Regions from separate parts of the Homo sapiens genome. Here region 2 is linked to region 1. A link is a loop called in an ENCODE intact Hi-C map of the cell type or tissue named here. Cell type or tissue: chondrocyte. All regions are shown on one strand.

The links. A loop is a pair of places that touch in the nucleus more often than their neighbours do. Peaks named below come from ENCODE experiments on the same cell type or tissue, not always from the same donor. Only the 100,000 strongest peaks of a DNase experiment are listed, where the experiment ranks them.
Region 2: it touches region 1 in a loop (4-fold over the local background); 2 of 110 quality-filtered maps call a loop at or near these places.

What each region holds. Positions count from the first base shown.
Region 1 is chr12:44,869,355-44,877,354 of GRCh38, reverse strand. NELL2 (neural EGFL like 2) reads left to right here and starts at 1,040. Exons shown (of 20, transcript NM_001145108.2): 1 at 1,040-1,540; 2 at 2,002-2,130. The coding sequence starts at 1,486. RefSeq lists enhancers at 1-415, 416-917. In chondrocyte, CTCF peaks have their summits at 379, 579 and 3,255; a DNase peak (open chromatin) is centred at 464.
Region 2 is chr12:44,460,608-44,468,607 of GRCh38, reverse strand. No RefSeq gene overlaps it. Among named protein-coding and RNA genes, the nearest start is that of NELL2, 410 kb to the left of the region's middle. RefSeq lists a silencer at 1,537-1,732. In chondrocyte, a CTCF peak has its summit at 3,262 (motif pointing left); no DNase peak of the experiment used is centred here.

The sequences.
Region 1 (8,000 bases):
TACCATTGATCTTGAACATACATGTGCCTGCTGAAAAATGGATCTCAAAGGACACCACTTTTATGGTCCCGGACATATGTGGTGAAGGGCAGGTAGAGCCTGCATGAGTGTGGTCAACAGTGGGATGGCTCTTCTCTCTCGCCTGGGCTCCATCTCCTCCCTCTGCTTATTTACGTATTTATTTATTTCTCTCTCTCTCTCTCTCTCTAACCATCTCCTCTATGTAGGTAGATATTTCGGCGTGAACAGACGCCCTGGCTCAGTTCCCCTTGCCTTCTGCTGTATGCTGGTCCCAGAGAGCCCGAGTCCGGGTCTCCACGCTTTATTTGGCAGGGGGCGCGCGGGTTCCGGAGCTGTCCAGCACCTCCTGGCCAAGTTCTCTGCGCTCTCCGCGCCCGGGAAGCTCTCCGCGCCGGGGAAGCTCTCCAGCGCCCCGCCCCCGGCAGGGAACCTCTCCACCAGGACACCCGGGGCTTCCCAGGCTCGCCATCCGTCCCCACCAGTCTCTACCTACTTTGCCCAGCTCCACCTCGGCAGTGCAGCGTGTTTTGGTGGCCTTCCTCCGCACGCCCTGGAGGGGGAGTGCCCTGCACCCCGGGGCTGCTCCGGAGCCCAGTGCACGAGTGCACATGGGCTTCCCTCCTTTGCTTAAAGGGCAGGCGAGCGCTACTCGCTCCAGCCTTGCCTCCTGCAGCTGGGTGGTCTTTTTTCTCTCCTGTCTTTCAAGACACGCGCCCGAAATCGAGGGGTGAGAGCAAAGACCGCCCATCAACTTAGCACCTTGGATTTAGAGCTTTCAATCCCGAAAGGAGGTTGGCATTGCCCGGGTCATCGAGAGAGGGAGGGAGAAGAGCTGAGGCTGCAACGGCTCCTGGGCTCCCTAGACCGGGTTTGGCATCCAGGAGACCGTGCGGGAGACCGACGCTGAGCGCCGGCCTCGCCCTCGGCGGCCCCTCCCTCCTCCTTACCCCGCCTCCCCCGGCCCGCCCCTCCCTCCCCGGAGGAGCAGTCTCTCCGCGCGTCTCCCGGAGCTTTCTCCATTGTCTCTGCCTTTACAACAGGTTCGGGCGGCGGGGAAGACGGGGGGGTGCGGGGCCGCCCCAGCCCGGGCTTTCTTGGGGCCGCCCCCCTTCTACCGGGTGTGCGAGTCTTTGGCTGCTTTTATTCGGCTCGGGAGCTAATTCCCCGACGGAGCCGCGCCGGGGCGAGTCCGACCCCTCCCTCCGGGCCCCCTCCGGGCCGCGCTGCCGCCTCGGCCCTGCGTGTGGGAATGATGTGCGCATTGGAGGGTCTAAGTTCTTCACGCGCCTGGGGAGGCCTCCCTTTTCTTTCTTAGGCAACCAAAGCGTATTAATCCTACTGATCAGTAAATCCGAGGCAGCAGCAGGAGAGACAAACGTTATTTTCCCGCTTGATTCCAAGAACCTCTTCGATTTTTATTTTTATTTTTAAAGAGGGAGACGATGGACTGAGCTGATCCGCACCATGGAGTCTCGGGTCTTACTGAGAACATTCTGTTTGATCTTCGGTCTCGGAGCAGGTGAGTGGCCGCAGAGCTGGGGCTGGGGAAAGGGATGGCTCCCGCCTCGGGGCAGCATGGGCTGGCTGGGGAAGCCTCGCTTTTCCCGGACCCAAAGTAGGTCTGGAGTGGGAAGCTTGGAGTAAGGGGGCGGGTTTGGATATGGATTTTTTTTTTTTCTGTGCTTGCCTTGGAGACCGCGAGGCGGATCACGCCCCTAGTCCAGGGTCGGAGGGCTGAGGGGGAACTTTGCAGAGAGAAGGGTTTAAAGGAGGTCATGGAAACGGGACTGGGTGCTCCGCTATTTAAAGCTTGGCTGCTGATCTCAGGTAAGGCTCTCGGCGGAGGAGGAGGCAGTCGCCTCTCATCTTCAGTTCCCAATATTGTCGCGAAAACGCGGTTCTTTGCTGCCCTGGAGGAAGAGACTTGCATTTTGATGGAGCTTTTCCTTTTTCTCTCTCCCACCTCATACCCCTCACCAGTTTGGGGGCTTGGTGTGGACCCTTCCCTACAGATTGACGTCTTAACAGAGTTAGAACTTGGGGAGTCCACGACCGGAGTGCGTCAGGTCCCGGGGCTGCATAATGGGACGAAAGCCTTTCTCTTTCAAGGTATGCCCGGCGTGCTGCATCCCCACTGTGATTTCAGTTCCGATAACCCCGGCAGGAGTTGCTCTTGCCGCTTGTCCTAACTTTGTATTGCCTCATGGATGACAGTACTTTAGCTGAGGTGTAGAAGGGCCAGTGTGAGACACATATCCCTATCTCTTTTAAGTGGTTTTTTCTCCCCTGCCTCACCCTTCTCCTTCGTACTTTGTACTCTTGCCAGTTCTAATGGATAGTCCCTTAATTACTGAGCAGAAACTCCTATGGCAGATGGTTGATTTTAGAATCTGGGGAACAATGAATTATAACACAAACGCCTCGTTTGGGTGAAATTGATTTAGGTAGGAAAAAGGATAGCTTAATCTTAGTTAAGACACTGATCTCTGAAAGTTTCAGGTACGATGGTGCCCTGCTTGGAGGAATTGTTTTATGGGGGTAGCTTTCTGGAAAAATTAATGCCTCTGAATATTTTTACTTACTGCATATCACAGTCGCAGTATATTTGAGGCAAAATTTATCTTTGAAAGACCCTCATTCTTCCTTCATCCACCAATAACAAGAGAAAGGGAATAATGGTCTCAAAAGTATTTTGGAAAGATTTCAAGTAAATGTTAATCTAGAAGTGTATCTCATATTATCATTAATTGTGTACTTACGATTTTACAACTTTTTTTTGAAGTCAATGGATATTGGCTGGGCACAAATGTCTACATCTCAAATTATATTTAAATGTGTTGTGCAGTCAGAAGCAAATTCCAATGCAGCAAACCTTCAACTTTGATTAGAGCTTTTGAGGATTGCTTGTTTGTGGAAAGTTGCCGTAATAAGAGCTTCTAAAAGGTAGCTAAACGTGTACAGACAGACTAGATTCATGTATGGTGAAGAATACATGAAGGCAAAAGAGAATGGAGTTTGGTTTAACATATCTAATGGACTAAAGCTTCTTGCCCTACCTCACCCAGATTTTTGTTGTTGTTGTTGTTATTTTGGTGCCATGGCTTTGAAAGTGCAATTCATAATTACTAAAGAGTTGGATATGCAAAAGGAAACCACTTCGGAAAATATGCTACCAAGAAATAGAAATAAAATAAAACTTGAGTGTTTCTGTAGTGGTGTTGTTGCCTGATATAGCCAGTATGTGTCACCATGGACACTAAAACCAAAGCTTAGAGTTGGGAAAGGAGGAAATTCACATGTGTTACATTTACTTAAAACAAGTTTGCTCTTATAAAAAATTAAAATGCAATTTTCTGGCTTAAAAATTATTGTTTAAATTTTATGTTTAAGTTAATTTTTTATTGTAACAAATATTTATGGTAATGTTTTATTCACTTAAGGGTCTTTTATAAGAGGGTGGGGCTTGGATATTGAATCCTTTAAAAACAATGACCAAATATAATAAAGAAGATAAGGCTACATTGTCAGCAGAATTTCACACAGTTGAATAGAAGTGTCAGTAGGGTTAACCTTCTGTTTTTTTTTTTTTGTTGTTGTTGTTTTGTATTGTGTTGTTTTTATCTCTGATTTTTAATCCCTATGAACTGGAAACAAAGTTATTTCAGGACTGCCAATTCGAGTAACTGGAAAGCTTTATGGAATCTAAAGCTCCTAATAAACAAATGGTATTGTAGTGCTCTTAAAATTTACAAAGCTCCTTTAAATTTTATTAGTATTCTACCTAGTTTCCTCTGAAGAGTGTCTGATCTGTCACAAATAGAAACCTTCAGGACTGTGCATTTTATATTCTGATGCTAGAAAATTAAACCATTTTTAGGAAATAGTCTCAGGAATCGATAACTTTTCCTGGTTAATTAAAAATGTTTAGTTATTCATTTTTATTTAAATTGTCAAATTCTTCAAGGTAGGTGTTCAAAATACATAAGGCATATAAAATGTTTTGTTTGAATTGTCCATAGTAACTAGATATCCATGTACATTGATGAATTGGTTGTTTTTCCTTCCTTGTTGATGCCGAGCTCAATATTTAGACAGAGTAAATGCCTAACAAATATGGTTTATGAGATTTGAAGGTGTAAAATTTCATTTTCTGCCAAATTATGGACTTTATTTAATATAACCAATCAATCAGCAAGTATTTCCTGCATGCCATGTTCTCAGTAGGCATATATTACTGATGTATTGATTATGCTCTTGTGATTTCTTTTATTCTAAGATTCGGATTATGAAATTGACAAAAGGTGGCCCTTTGGCCATGCATGGAATTTCGCATTACCTTGGCAAGGTCTTTGCTAATAGCATTTGGAAACTTGTTAAGAAGTCAGTTCCGAGTCTTGCTGCTTCATTGAGATTTCCTTTGGCTTTAGAGAGAAAAAAATATACAGACTGAAGATTTTATAGATTCTATTTACAGTGAGTTGAGGGTGCTGCAGATATTTTGTACGGTATATACATATACACTATACATAGTCATAGCAGGAATAGTAACAAATTACAAAATCCGTGAGATGCTCTCAGGTTTCATATGAACCTATCATATAAGTTTCTTTGTGCTATCAGATATGTTCTAAATAGATGGAAGAGATTTTTGGACCATCAAATTTTTCCTGCAGTAATGTAACCATCTTCTTCTGTCTTTTAGCTTTAAAATAAAGAAATCTCAACATATACTTTCCCAGTGATTTTTGCTCATTTAATATTGCTTTTCCTTGTGCCAGTTTTTCTCCTTAGTGGATTTTGAGATGCATGCAATTCAATACCTTTTGAAACTCGTAAATTTATTATTATCTATACCTAATAAAAACAAATGGAAATATATTTTAAAGTCATATGTTTTAAAAATAATAATAGCAACTATAGTATCACTAAAATGGTTTTGTTGTTGTTGAAATTTGATTTATAGTTGTTTTGGAAATTCAAGTAATAAGATGCTAAATTAGATTACACCTTAATAAATATGGCTTTTGATCTTTGCCAATTACCATAATTTTCAAAAAAGGAATCCAGGCAATTTTCTAGTCATTTCTAGCTATAATCTGACTTGCAGCCACAAAAATACACTTATTATGCTTTTAAAAATTAGAGGAGTGAATGTAGACAATAAAAAGACCTATGAAAGGTTATAAAGGGTTCTACTTTCTAAAATCTAGGAAGTATTCCCCAAGATAATGATCATAATAATGTTTTTTTCCTCTCTGTACATGAGGGATCAGGAATGAGAGTATACAGAAGCACCATTCTAGGACTTTCTAGCAATGTTAGCATGATTTTTAGATCTTTGATTTTAACAATTAATCTGGCCAGGTTCCCAAAGTAGATAATTTCCTCTGTTGGTTTAATACAATTTCTTCTGAAGTGTTAACAGATTTTATAATCTCATTAATCCATAGAAGAGAAGTGGATAAAATCAAAGCATGTTTTTTTTACAAGTTGTTAAGTTGAAAATAAGCTTAGTAGTTATTTGTAAAAAACTTTAAGGTTTTAAAGGGAAAAAAAGGTCGTACGTCTCCTCTTATGCCAGTGTTACGCAGAGTGAAATAGGCATTTGGTAATAGACCATGGACTTTAGTAGGCAAAGGTAACTGCATTGAGGAAATCGAGGTGGCACTAATTTGTCTTCAGTATGATGGTTGGTGAGCATCTGTGGACTTTGAAGTGATGGCTGTTGGTGCCCAAATAGTGTGGAATAACACAGTGTTTAAGAGATGCACTTAGAAACAAGATAGACTGAGGTGGAATTTCATTAGTTGTTTTACTGTGGTGAAGTTACTTAATTTCTCTAAGCTCCAGTACCCTCAATTATAAAATGATCATTGTTATGACAATTAAGCGAGTTACTTTCATTCTTTCAAATAAGTTATTTTTGGGAAACTAGCATACTGCTAGGTGTTAGGCACATAACAAATGAAGACGTTAGAACTTAACTTTGATTTCATAGTGTCTTAAAAATAGCCGTTGAACAATTACATAGTTACAGACCTAATCACCATTAAGATAAATTATATGAAGAAAAACTGAAGATATAATGGGAATCTATATTTTAGTTAGGGGAGTCTCAGGCTCAGGGAAACCATCTTTGAAGAATAGTCATTTAAGCTGATAGTTGAAGGATATGTAAGAGTAGTCCAAAGAAGAGAAGCTATGGGGATAGGCAAAGGGACTAGTGTGTGAGCAAGGTTCTGAGCATGGGATGAATGTGCATTTGAGAACGTGGAGGAAGTCTAGAGAAGTAGAAACATAGGGCATGTGATATGAAATAAAGTATATGAGGAAAGCAGGAACCAGGTTACATGGTAGGCTATACTAATAGAGCAGAATTGAAAATTTATCATTATGGAAATATATATTATGGTGGGCAGAATAATGGTCCTGCATAGATGTTCATGTCTTAATTCTTGGAACCAAACAATAGGTTACGTTATACAGCAAGGGGAAGTTAAGTTTGCTCATCAGCTGACTTTAAGATTAGGAGGCTATCATAGGTTATCTGGGTGAGCCCTGTGTAATCAGAAGAATCTTTTGAAATGGGGAGAAGGAAGCAGAATAGTCAGTGTAGAGTGATGTGATATGAGAAAAACTAGTCTGGCCACTGGTGGCTTTAAAGGTGATAGTGGGCCACAAGCCAAGGACTGCAGGCAGTTTTTAGATGCTGAAAAAGGCAAGAAAATGAGTTTTCTCTTACAGCCTCCAGAAGGAATGTAGTGCTACTGATACCTTGATTTTAGACCAATGAGACTCATTTTGGACTTCTGATCTCCAGAACTGTGAGATAATAGATTTGTGTTGATTTAAGTCACTAAGTTTGTGGTGATTTGTTTGAGCAGCAATAGGAAACGAATACAAATTTTCCTGCATGGAAGTGTGGTGCTGGTGTAAGAAATACCTAAAAAATATGGAAGTGGCTTTGGAACTGGGCAATGGGCAGATGCTGGATGAATTTTTAGGAGCATGATAGAAAAAGCCTAGATTGCCTTAAATAGACTTTCAGTAGAAATATGGTTATTGGTGACTCTATTATTGAGGACTTAGAAGAAAGTGAAGAGCATGGTAGAGAGAAAATCTAAATCACCTCTGAATATTCCTAAATTATCATAAGCGAGCATTGGTTAGGTATAGACATTGAAGGAACTGCCATTGAGGGCTCAGATGGATATAAAGAATTTTTATTATAAACTGAAGGAAAGGGGACCCTTCTTACACAGTGGCAGAAAACTTAGCTGAATTGTACCCTGTGGTTATGTGGAAAGCAAAACTTGTAAACAATGAACTTAGATTTTAGCTAAGGTGATTTGTAAGCAACAAAAGTGTTGAAGGTGCACTCTGGCTTTTTCTTGCTGTTTGTAGTAACGTGAGAGGAGAGAGAGAGATTTAGGGAATAATTGTTGAGCAAAACATATTCATAACTTGATATTTGAGAAATTATCAACCTATTCAGATTCCAAAACATGTTAAAATAGGATATTCACTGTTAGGAATACCTAGTCTGAAAAGAAAGCCAAGGATGTGACTAGAAAATATTTTGCTAGTGCCTCAGAAATATCAAAAGGTCAGAGTATTCAGTTACATTGAGGGCTCTTTGAAGAACATATGACTCATAGATCCCCTCAACCATTTCAGCAGAGGTCACAAATAGAGATGGAATTATCCAAGAAATATCTATGGAGGAGCCTTTTTTGTTTAATGGAGTGAATCCCCATGACATACATGGGAGATCTACAAGGTTCTTAAGAATATTATGGCAGTAAAATTGCTGCTGGTGTGGCCTGAAAGAATCAGTGAGAGAATAAAATGAAAGAAGGTGTTGGATCCCCAAAATTCTACAAGCAAAAAACAGGCTGACTTGGCTGTCAACATCTTTCTATGAAGCTACCTTTCATGAAAAAAGAAGGTTAATTCAAAGGGCAGAACTCAGAGCCCAG
Region 2 (8,000 bases), 410 kb after region 1:
AGCATTAACTCGAAAGTCCAAATGTCAAAGTCTCATCTGAGACAAGGTTAGTCCCTTCCTACTATGAACCTGTAAAATAAAAAACAATTTAGTTACTTCCAAGATACAATGGGGATAAAAGCACTAAGTAAATATTCCTGTTCCAAAAGGGAGAAATTGGCCAAAGCAAAGTGACTATAATCCTCATGCAAGTCCAAAACGCAGTAGGGCAGTCATTGAATCTTAAAGCTCCAAAATAATCTTCTTTGACTCCGTTTCCCACATCCAGGGTAGACTGGTGTCAGAGTTGAGTTCCCAAGGCCTTGGGAAGCTCTGCCCTGTGGCTTTGTAGGGTTCAGCCTCTGTGGCTGCTCTCATGGTAGTGTTGAGTGCCTGTGGCTGTTCCAGGTGCAGGGTGGATCTACCATTTTGCTGCTGGTGGATCTACCATTCTGGAGTCTGGAGGACGATGGCCCTCTTCTCACAGTTCTACTAGGCAGTGCAGCAATGGGAACTCTGCCTGGGGGCTCCAACCTCACATTTCCCCTCCACACTGTTCTAGAAGAGGTTCTCCATGAAGGTTCTGCCCCTGAAGCAGGATTATTTCTGGACACCCAGGCTTTTCCATACATCCTCTGAAATCTAGGCAGAGGCTCCCAAGCCTCAACTCTTACACTCTATGTACCTGTAGACTTAACATCATGTGGCAGCCACCAAGGTTTACAGCTTGTACCCTCTAAAGCAGCAGCCTGAGCTGTACTTGGGCCTGTGTGAGCCATGTCTGGAGTGACTGGGATATGAGGAGCAGTGTCCCTAGGCCTGGCCCATAAAACCATTTTTCCCTCCTAGGCATCTGGGACTGTGATGGGAGCAGCTGCTGCAAAGGTCCCCGAAATGCCTTCTAGGCCTTTTCCCCATCGTCTTGGCTATTAGCACTTGGCTCCTTTTGACTTAGGCAAATTTCTGCAGTCTGCTTGAATTCTTCCTCCTGAAAATTGGTTTTTATTGTCTACCACATGGCCATGCTGCAAATTTTTCAAACTTTTTACATTCTGCTTCCCTTTTAAATATAACTTCCAATTTCAGATCATTTCTTTGCTCATGCATATGAGCATAGGTTTATAGGTTTATAGAAGCAGCAAGGCTACATCTTGAACCCTTTGCTCCTTAGAAATTTCTTCTGCCAGATACCCTAAAGTATCACTCTCAAGTCCAAAGTCTGCATATCCCTAGAGCAGGGGCACAACGCAGCCAGGCTGTTTGCTAAGGTATAGCAAAAGTGATCATTACTCCAGTTCCCAATAGTTTCCTCATTTCCATCTGAGACCTCATCAGCCTGGTCTTCATTGTCCATATCACTATCACCATTTTGGTCACAACCATTGAACAAGTCTCTAGTAAGTTCCAAATTTTTATCATCTGTCTGTCTTTTTCTGAAACTTCTAAACTCTTCCAATCTCTGTCCATTACCCAATTTCAAAGTCACTTAAACATTTGTAGGTACCTTTATAACAATGACCCACTCCTTGCTACCAATTTTCTGTAATAGTCAGTTCTCACATTGCTATAAAGAAATACCTGAGACTGGGTAATTTATAAATAAAAGAGGTGTAATTGGCTCATGGTTCTGCAGGCTGTACAGGAAGCATTGTGCTGGCATCTGCTTGACTTCTGAGGAGGCCTCAGAAACCATACAATCATGGTAGAAGATAAAGGGGAAGCAGGCATATCTTACATGGCTGGAGTAGGAGCAAGAGAGAAAGGGTGAGGACCTACACACTTTTAAACAATCAGATCTCACAAGAACTCACTATTGCAACAACAGCACCAAGGAGGATGGTGTTAAACCATGAGAAACGTCCTCCATAATCCAGTCACCTCCCCTGAAGCCTCACCTCCAGCAATGGAGATTACAATTTGACATGAGATTTGGGTAGGAATGCAAATCCAAACCATATCACTTGCTGTACAAATTTGTAGCATAGCAGCAATAGGCTATGCCATCTAGCCTAGGTGTAGAGTAGGCTATACCACATAGGCTTCTGTAAGTACACTCTGATGTTTGTACAACAATGAAATTGCCTAATGACTGATTTCTTAGAAAAGTATCCCTGTTAAGTGACACGTGACTAAATTGTTACACGTCTTTTCAATCAACAAACCCCTTTTGTACATTCCTATTTGCAAAGCACTGTCTTTATTCCCAGGGAAAATTGTTGGAGAAGTTAGAGAGGACTAAAGAGAAGTAAAGGATTTGGTTCTTATATTTCAATAAAATCTTCAATCTAAAAGTGGGGGAAATCCAAGAACAAATAAAGTAGCTTTTTGATTAATTTTTTACATTTTTATTATTTTACATTTTTTATTTGCTAAGCTATAGTGAAAGGGGGAATTATCCTTACCTTCTACCTCTCTTACCCCCCAAATCCCATTCCAATTATAAATATTATACCTCTTTCTTAAAAAAAGTAGTTCCAGAATCTGATACCTCTTGTTATCTCCACCATTGTATAAAAGTCTGGCTTCATTTGTTCATATTTTGAAGCCTCACCCCTCCCTGTTTGCCTTCTGCTCTACATCAGAGAAGCTGATGAGAAAGTCCTAGATACTCCCTCCTTTGGCAGTAGCAGGAAGTTCAAAGCATGCGTGGGAACTCTCAATCCATCCCCAATTTCTAACTACCATCAAAACTCCAAGTCAGTCTGCTTTCCCTGCTCTCTCTCAAGGGCAGATTTGGCCCTCTTTGGACCAACTTGGGAGGCTTGCCTTGTTTTTCCTCAAGCCTTAATATGTGAGTAATAAATCTTTTTATGCCCTGTTTGTATGAGTGTGTGTCAACATCAGTCTCGATATCTAAATGAAACTTTGATTGGAAGAACATCCTGTTTGTCTGAAGTGGTCACAACATGTTATCACACTAGTTTAAGCTACCATCACCACTTGCCTGGGTTATTACAATAGCCTTCTACATTTTTGATCTCCCAGCTTTAGCTCTTGTTCCAATTTTGTCTGTTTTCTGTTGGCCAACCAGGTTGATCATTTTAAAATGTACATCATATCATGTAACTTCTCATTCGAAATCCACCAATGGACTCACACAGAATAAGAGCTGACGTTTTTACCATGGACTCCAAGGCACCTTGTGATTATTCCTCTGTATCACTCGGAGACATTCTCTCTTTCCCTCTTGTCTCTCCCTTTATCATTTCACTCTGGCTAGCCCTGGTGGCTTTTTCATTGTTCCTTACACACACTAAACATACTTCACCTCATTTTCACTTACTATGCCCTCTGCTGGACTTCTGGTCCTTTGCTGTGTCTACAGATATCCTAATGGTTGGTTCCTTCATTTTCTTCACAACTCTTCAAATCTCACTTTATCAATGGGGCCTTCTCTGACAATCTCTTTATGTAAAAATAGTAACTACCTCACTGTCTGTCACTCTCAATCTCTATTACTCTGTTTTATTTTTTCTTTATAGCATGGATCACTCCCAACATATTATATATTATCAATTTATCTGCTTACTGTTTTCACCTAGAAATTAAGTTCCCAAAGGTCAGAAATTTTGTTGTGTTCATTGTGACACATCTTCCTCTCCATGTGTGTATGGGTGTGTATGTGTGTGCATACACATACACACACACACACAGAGAGAGAGAGAGAGACCAGAATCCCCAGAATCCATAATTTAAAAACATATCTTGCTTGTGTAACTAAGCTAATTAATTAATCTCTCCTTCTCTCTATAGACACACAGATATACAATAAACAACATCAAGAATCTTTTCTGATTCTTACTCCAAATCTCTATTTTCCCTGGATAAGCAGACAAGGGCAATATGCAGAATTAAAGAGTAACATTAAAAGAACTTAGTTTTGCCTCTTGGTCCTATTTTGGACATGCTGTTCACTATAAATGAGTTTCAATTGGCCTGTCATTTATGCAAGGAATATAAGGCTAAGTCTTAAACCCAGAGCTGTGGTTCAGCTTATGTCCAAGTGCATGAAAAAAACAGGATGCTGGAATCTGCTGGGCCTGGTCTATGACCACTTTAGCCCAGTTTACATTAGGGATGATGAAAATTAAACAGACAATTCTCTGAACTCCCTTGTTTTTTTTTTTTCTTTTTAGAATCCTGCCCTGCAACTTGCAGGTGGAGGGGCTTGCAGGATGCTATTTGGAAGGCTGCAGCTTGTCTCACTTTGTTCTTTTTGTCCTATTGAGTTGACTCAGCATGGCAGCCCTTTGAAGACAGTGAGAGCTCTCTGTTTGTATTCCCTCCAAAGAGATGCACACTTACTGAAGGCTCAGCAGAGAATGTAGAAATCAGACTCCTCGGCCAAGCAAGCCAGTTCCCATGGAAAGCTGTGTGAGGCAAGGTTCTCATAGGTGCCTTCGTGTTTTTACATTTTGATCCTCTACATCTTTTTATGTTAAATCACAATTTTAAAAGTAGATCTAAACTATACTTAAATGCAAATATTGAGAGGATGGGATGCCTGACTAGTAGGACCCATGGAGATCTGATATTCTTATTGCTGCATTTTATCTTTGTGGTGATTCTGGCACTAAATGGAAAATAAAATTCTGACTTACTCTCATGTTGCATTTGAGTTAGCAACTTTGAATTCGTTTTTTTGATACTTGAGTTTTGCCTTTATTTCTAACTTTCTTTAGAATATATAACATCTTATGCCTTTTATACATTTTTTGTTTCTACCATTCTTACCACATTTATCATACCATGTCTTGTATTTTAGTCACTTTTAAAGGTTGGTCTTCCCCAAAGTAAATGTTGCTTGAAGGCAAGGAAGATATTTTCATGTAAGCTCTATAACCATGGGCCATATCCTTTACCAGAAATCGGATGGTCTGGATACAATTTAAAATCTTGCTACCTAGTGTGAGTCAGCATGCAGGACATCTGTCTAGTGAGAAATAGTCTAAAAACAAAATAAAATAAAAACACCAATAATCTTTAGCTACTTCCCAGACATCAAAGGTCACTCATATTAAAAGGGCAGAGAGGATCAGGGACTACCAATGATAAGACTGCCATACCTGTCCTTGATCCTGGTTCCAACAGCAGTTTCTAGTTAGTGGGGGTTTCCAGCCAAGTTCTCAATCAGAAAAGGCAGTTGCCTGCTCTCATTATATCATTGGATTCATATAGATTTAAAGTTGTAAGGTATTCTTAGTAGATTAATATTTTATCCTTGTAGGATGTCTCTTTATCTTAAATAATACTGTTTTCCTTACAGTCTTACATTGCCTCATGGTGATGCCTTAATTTTTCTTAAAGTGTTTGTATTATACGTCTTTTCTCTACCTTTGGTTTTTAATCTTATTTTTAATGCATGATTCTGGTAAGCTGCATATACTTGCTTTTTCCCTTTATGTCCAGTGTAATGACTTATTATGGTATAATAAAAATGATTACTTTTCCCATTTCCCTAGCAATTTAGAACTGCAGAACTTTTATTAGCCCTCCCCTCCCATTTTTTGTGTTATTCTCTTCTGTGAAAGGTATCATTCCAATATCCTCTGACTTTTGTCATTGCTCTGCTATATTACAATAGTCCTATTTCTTCTGGCTGTCTTAATGCTTTCCTCTCATTTTTGTTTTTAAGCAGTTTCACTATGAAGTACCTGTTTTTACTGTTTATTCTGATTGGGGTTTGTAGCAGTTCTTGAATCAGTAGCTTGATGTCTTTCATCAATTTTGGAAAATTTTTATTTCTTATCTATTAAAATATTGTCTCTATTCTCTTTCTTCTTTCCTATGGAAACTCCCTCCATTGTACAATGCTTTTCTCTAGCCTGTTTAGTACCTTTAACCCTAACTTCCATTTTGACTGATTTTAATATTGATGCTCTTATTTTCTTTTTGTTTGCATTTGCCTAGTGGTTTTTATCTATCAGTCTTCTTTTTAAATAAGAATTTCATTATTAATTATTTTGTGCAGGTTACTTATGAACAATATAGAAGTCTTTTTGCTCTGTTTTCAGGAAAATATGACAGTTTCTGTCTTTAAATTTTTCATGTGCATGTAGCAGAATAACCTGTATACTTGATTTTATTTCCCCCTTTTAACTTTATTGGTTATTTAACCAATAAATAATATTTATTATTTATTATTGGTTAAATAGCCAATAAATAATATTTATTGGTTAAATAACCAATAAATCACAGCAGCTGCTTGATTCCAGATAGCAAAGCACCTTGGAGTTGTTGAGGAGAGGAAAGAGGCTGCATTCAGGCAGCCATGTTTCCAGAAACCTTTCTAACATGCCTCTCATATACATCTCATTTAATCCTCCTACAAAACATTTTCAATGAATTTATTCATTTCCCCTAGGTCTGCATTTAGGATAGATAACCTGCATAACACTGCATAGTGACTCATGCCTATCTTTGAAGATGAGCTGAAGAACTGATGCCTAGCTGGATCCAATTTGAAGCCTATTTATACCTTCTGAACATGAAATGTGGGCAGCAACAAATATACAAACTATATCAGCTTACTAAGGACCCCTCATTTCCTTCATCTTACTAACCTTCGCCTTGAAATAATAAAATTCATATTCTGGCATTCCTCCATTCCATATAATAGAATAGACAGAGTAAGATTGAGACTAAACATTAAGTGATGTCTGCATTCCTGCTAATGGCTGTCACTGGCTAGTAATTTATATAATTATGTTTTCATTTAACTATTCATTTATGCTTTATAATTTAAATATATTAAGAACTAAATGAAATATTTCCTGGAGTCCTTTCCTGGTGTGTGAGTATATATGTATGTTTTTAAAGCAGAGTCATGTTTATGCCCCAAAGTTGTCAGAGCTGACATAAAAACGAAATCACTGCTTCAGACTCCAGGCCTAAAAATATCAGGGTAGGCCCTAGTACACACTTACTATCCTTAATCAAACTTTTCTTACTTTCTTTCTTTCTTTTCTTTCTTTCTTTCTTTCTTTCTTTCTTTCTTTCTTTCTTTCTTTCTTTCTTTCTTTTTCTTTCTTTCTTTCTCTTTCTTCCTTCCTTCCTTTCTCTCTTCCTTCCTTCTTTTCTTTCCTTCCTTCCTTTCTCTCTCTCTCTTTCTTTCTTTCTCTTTCTTTCTTTCCTTCTTTGTTTCTTCTTTCTTTCTTCCTGCACTTACCACAAGTGTCTTCTACAACCATTCAAATGTTTTCTGCAGCAAGCCAAGTGCTTCTTCTCCAGGCCTACATTTTTCCTGGGGGAGAGAAGACATCTCTCCTCAGTTTCAGATTACAGCAAAGACACCATGAACTATCTCAGTTTTATGTTACCCAGTCAAAAGGAAGACAGTAATATTTGCTACGATTTTTGGTTGCAAGTAACAAAAATTAACTTTCGGTAACTTCAAATGGACTTCAAATCTCCAACATTGACCTTCATGCCTACTGTATATGAATGTTCAATAAATGTTTCTTGAGTGACTACTAATAGGGGATCTTTTTATTTGGTATGTAGCTATGCACCAGGCACTGTGAAGAACAATTTATATGTATTATCTAACTTAAATGTCACAGTTATTATCCGTATTTTACAAATGAGGCAACAGAAATTGTTCAGTGTCATAGAGCTAATAAGTGGTAACGTCACCAGAACTGTGGCTTATCTAGAGAAAGCCAGCAAATGGGATAATTCCTTAAACACGTGATGTGCTACAAAGAAATGGCTGCTGCCACTTTTATTTTAGTTCAATTGTCTTTGAACTACATTTTATCAGCAATCTAAACATATCATAAACTAGAAACAGAACAGAAATGGGAAATTGTTTCTCTACCTATTACATCTATATCTATTTACTTAAACAGTTTATCCACACCTATATTTTTTCTCTTGTGGTCAGGGAAACTTTTGAAGGGAGCAAATACTATCACCTACAAGATGGACTAGGGCTTTGGGACTCAGTCAGAGTCTATGATTTTAGGGAGCAGGAGGAAATAGAATTTTACATCTATATTTTATTTATGAATATAGCATTT